2 separate regions of the Homo sapiens genome follow, and region 2 is linked to region 1. A link is an interaction called in ENCODE POLR2A ChIA-PET data of the cell type or tissue named here. Cell type or tissue: PC-9. All regions are shown on one strand.

The links. Peaks named below come from ENCODE experiments on the same cell type or tissue, not always from the same donor. Only the 100,000 strongest peaks of a DNase experiment are listed, where the experiment ranks them.
Region 2: POLR2A ChIA-PET joins it to region 1 with 12 read pairs; 4 of 35 experiments call an interaction of 5 or more read pairs at or near these places.

What each region holds. Positions count from the first base shown.
Region 1 is chr1:59,703,643-59,706,142 of GRCh38, reverse strand. All of the region lies in intron 14 of FGGY (FGGY carbohydrate kinase domain containing), which reads right to left. Among named protein-coding and RNA genes, the nearest start is that of MIR4711, 28 kb to the left of the region's middle. In PC-9, no CTCF peak of the experiment used is centred here; no DNase peak of the experiment used is centred here.
Region 2 is chr1:59,150,120-59,152,619 of GRCh38, reverse strand. No RefSeq gene overlaps it. Among named protein-coding and RNA genes, the nearest start is that of HSD52, 4.6 kb to the right of the region's middle. In PC-9, no CTCF peak of the experiment used is centred here; a DNase peak (open chromatin) is centred at 1,379; H3K4me3 peaks cover 1,075 bases; H3K27ac peaks cover 2,500 bases.

The DNA of each region.
Region 1 (2,500 bases):
GAGGCTCAGTGAGTTTACGATCCACAATGCTTGAAGAAAGAACTCTCCACCCACGTAGACAGGAGCTGTTCCCCAGAGCCCTGGCTTCCCTCCTCCTAAAGGGGTCGGCCACTGTGGAGAATTTTCCAGCATTGAGCAATGGTGTAGGTGTTTCGTTTCCTTTAGGCCCACTGAGATGTATCATCAGGAAATTGCCTCAGACTCTCAAGCTAGATATGCCTCCACCATTTGGCTACAAAAATCCTCAGAAGAGATGGAAGTCAATAGTTTTAGATGACCAGTTGCATTCAAAGGTCCAGGGGAAAAAAGGTCTTTAACCAGAAAAGGCAAAAGCAAACATGTATTGAGCAGATACCAAGTGCTGAAACATGGGAAATGTGAAACCTCACAATAGTCATTTGAAGTTGTGATTAGCTCCATTCTACAGAGAAATAAACTAAGGCTCAGAGAAGCAAAGTTATGTCTCAAAGTCAAGTGGTAAGTAGAGGAAGCTGGTTATGATCCAACGCTCAGATGACTTCAGGCTGCATGCTCAGTATCCAGCTTCTTGCAGCATCTCATTTGCCTGTGGCTGATCCCAATGGAGTTTTAGAATTTCCCCATAATTAATGATAAAATTACTAAGAATGTCTTTAACAAACACAGGGACCTGCCAGCCTGGTATGTTCTGATCTCAGCTTTGCCCTTGGTAAAACACTCACCTCCTCAGTCCTTACTGCGCACATAAAAGTCTAAAACTCTTGGGCACATAAAAGTTTACTCTTGGGCACATAAAAGTCTAAAACATTATCAGTCTGAAAAACACAGCTTCAAGTAAAGAAATAGTTTAAAGGGAACATTTCCAAGAAATTCTGATGTCATAAAGAGATTCACAGATAAAAGTTTATGAAGTTTTAAAACTCCGGTACCAGATATTGTAAGCAAAGGTAGATAAGAAGGGACATACTATAAGAATGTCTTCAGTATGTAATGATAGATAAAGAATTGGTATGTAGAGCAGATAAAGAACTCCTCTAAATCAATGAGGAAAGGACAAACAACCCTATAGGAAAATGAAGAAAAGATATTAATAGGCCATTAACAGAAAAGTACTTGATGGGTATAAAGAGAATGTTCATTCTTACTAGTAATGGGGAAAGGCAAAGGAAAAGAACAATGAGCAGTCATTTTCTGCCCGAAAATTGGCAAAAAATATTAAACAACTGACAATATCCAGCATTGGCAAAGGCACAGGGACATCATTGGCAGGAATACGAATTGGGACAGCTTTTTTGGAGGACATTTTGGCCACAGCTAACAAAATTTTAAATGCACAAATCCTTCCACTAGAAATTCCACTTTTTTTTTGTATTTCTCTAAAAGAAGTCCTCATATTTGTATATAAAGAACTACACCAACAATAATCTTTGTGTCTCTGTAACAGCTAAACACTAGAAACTACCTAAAGGTCTATCAACACATTGGTTAAACAGTTTTTTATATATGCAGATTCTGGAATTACTGTCAGCATGTAATAGACATGGGGCAGCTTTATATGTATTAATATATTCCAAAGTATCTTGTAGATAAAAAAAGTTATCTCTTTTTCATCCTCTACTATTTAAACAGTATAGTATTCTATTATACAATCTCTACTATATGATATATATGTGTATATATATGTCTGTGAATACATAAAAAATGTAAGACAGACATACAAAACGCATAATAGTGATTACTTTTGGGATCAGGAGAGGTTTGTGCCTTTTGCTTTTACTCTATATATTCCTACATTGTTCGTGCTTTTACAGAGTAAGTGTATTCCTGTCATTTTTCAATGATCTAAAGAAAAGCAAGTTGGCAACAGAGACAGAAACACTTGCTTTGTGCTCGGGGTTATCTGCTGTTCTCCCAGGATTGAGAAATCCTCTGACCCAGCCCCAGGGCTGGGTCGCTCTTCTGCTGATAGGAATGGTAAGATGCTCAGCTGGAATCCGCCTTTCTCTCATTCTCTTCTCTTTCTGTAAGTGCTCACACATCTGAACATGTGCGCACATATACACATTCCTGTCTAGCGCACATACTCAGAGTAACTACTGCATAGGCTAGTTCAACAGCCTGAGAACTTTTGAATCATGAACCAGAGTGATTCTTGTCATCTTGATAAAACATGTACACAATCACACTCCAATACAACTACAACAAGAATAACAAATTGTCAGGCCCCATAAGCAGAAGACTTGATTTAAACCATAGGGTCCAATGGGCGCACATTGGATGTGAAGTTCCTTAAATAATGGCTCTGCTAGCCTAAAACATATCAGATGTTCCTTTAGCCTTAGCTCACCCAAGACATAAACTATGTGTTCAGGGGAAAGCAAAGTCAAATGACTCATGACAGAGTTTGTTTTTAGTATGAATTATTTTTTCTGGCTCCTTGCTTTTAAAGACAGATCCTTTTCAGATGGGCTAAAGCAAGGACTGCTGGGAGCTGGGCTCACAAGACTAGCCTTCCTATTCT
Region 2 (2,500 bases), 550 kb after region 1:
AGCTGGCAAATGGCAGAACCAGGATTTGAAACCAGGTAGTCTAGTTTTACAAAACAAATGCTTACTTTGCTCAATCAGTTCCTCTGATTAATGTTAAAATCTGCTTTCCTATACCTTATGAATCTTCATCCCACTTATTAATTCTGGTTTGGGCCAGAATCAGAAGTTTTCATTTTTAACCCAGAAGTTCATGGATGAATTTCTGCAAATCTAGTGAACCCTGAAATTGTAAAGAAATTTTAATGATTTTTTAGCATTTGTGTATTATTTACTGGGAAGTGGTAGAAAAGCTTTTCGACAGATTCTCCAATGGGTCTTTGATCTAAAAATACACTTGTGAACATTGCTTTAGAGCAGGGGTTCTCAAAGTGTGATCCTGGAGCCAGCAGAATCAGCATCTCCTGGGTATTATTGGGAATGTAGGGCCTATCCCAGACCTACTAAATCAGAAACTCTGGGAGTGGGACCCAGAAATCTGTGTTAATAAGTCTTCCAGATGATTCTGATGTGTGCTCAAGCTTGATAACCACTGCCCTAGAGCAAACATAAACATGAATAATGTGGCAATAGGGTCTGTTCACTGGCCTGGGTGAGACATTCATAGTGGATGTGATATCAAGGAGGGGAGAGCAAAATCACAGAAGGCTGAGATCTTCTTTGGATACTCTCAGGAAGGAAACACTGAGACATAAACTTTGAACTGAGCCAATATTTTGGACAAGGCACTCACGTAGGACTTCCATGGAGCTCAGAACAGGCATTTCTGGGAGATGCTGAGCTCTTGACTTGCAGCTTAGAAGATGCAACCTGTAGAATCATGCATCATTCCCAAATCCCTTGGAGGCTAGCCGTCCCCCTCTCATATACAGTTTCTTCTAGGGCTAGAGTTTAGATATCTTGTTTCATCCAAGGTACACAGACCTCTAATGACATTTCACAGAGGATATTTTCCTGGACTCCCAGGGCATTTAGTATCACTGACACCCTAACCACTCACTGTAAGGTGCCAGGGCCCTGGCCCATACATTTGCCCGGCAACACAACAGCTGTGCACTCTGTGCAGGATTCATGCCTGCAATGCCAGTCTCTTTCAGCATCTTCCTTGAAACACAAAAAGGTCCAGAAACAACCTGCAGTGCTTGGCAATGGAAGCGGTGAGGATCCCTGTGCCCTACTCCCTTGCAGCCTGTCCTCTCCCAGGATCCAGGCTCGGCCTCTTTCTTTCCGCTAAGTCACAAAGCTGGAAAGTGCTGCGGGTAGGGAGAGAGCCTGTGCCTGCTGGTTGGCTTGGAAAGGTTCTGGGAATTCATTATGATCTAAACAACTATTCCAGTTATTCATGTGACTCAGCCCCTGAAATCAGGATCATCCTGTGTCCACAGGGCCGGGTGTTGCTGACTCAGTGCTGAAGAGGGCACCTTGTCAGCCCTCCTAGGCTCCCAACTCCCCCTCTCCCTCCCCTTCCTCCCCAGAGGACACTGAAGGAAAGCAGATGCGTGAGTAAGCTTCTCAGCCTGTTCAGTTTCATTTTTAAACAAGCAACCAACCTCCTCCCATTCTAGCTTCTCACCGCACACATCTGTCAGTCTTCTGTGCATTTTGGTGGGGAAGCAATCACAGTCACTTATGCATCATGCATTCACATATGCATTTAGCACAGGTTTAGCCACACCTACTGTGTGTGCAGCTGATTGCTAAGGGCTCAGATCCAGAGATAGACATGGGCTATATCTGCCCATAACATTCAGGGGTCTAGTGGGGAAAATGCATTAATGGACATTAAGGATGTAATGGAAAAAGCCCTGTAGCAGAGTGCTTTTAACTCTATGGAGAGCTTTGAGATTGCTGAGCTGCAAGTGCCAACCCTTTTTAGGTGTCTGGCATTCCTCTTCAACAAGCAGCAAAATTCATAGACTGTGGTTGGGAACTACTTCATCTATGAGAACTAGAGAGAGAAGAAAATTCCAGGAACCAACATGGCACAAGAGAGGGCTTTCTGGAAGAAGGCTGAAGAAGGCTGAAAGGGTGTGGAGACTAAAGTGGCAAGTTTTACAGTTTTCCCCAAGGGCCTTTCTTTCTTTTTTTTTTTAATATCTACAATTTTTATTTGTAAATTTGAAACACGTAAAATGGAAAAGGAAAATAGGAAGAGAAAAAGAAAAAAAATATATATGTATATATATAACCTAGTGTAATAGTTTGAGCGTTTTTTGTTTTTGTTTTTGTTTTTTGTTTGTTTTGTTTTTCCCTGAATATCTCCTTTTAGGTGAATTCCATCCATCCAGTTACTCCACTGTGGTACATCATACCTCTCTAGATTTGCAACACAGATGATTTCATGAGATTCCCCTTCATCACTGTCTTGGGTTGTTTCCACTCTTTTCTCCATTACATCTTCAATCTTTGTTGTTTTATTCCCCAGTTCCACTGGTGGTGGAAGGTGGGGGGGAATCCTCAATATATGGTCAAAAGTAGATAAGTGGCAATAAAATTAAGAGTT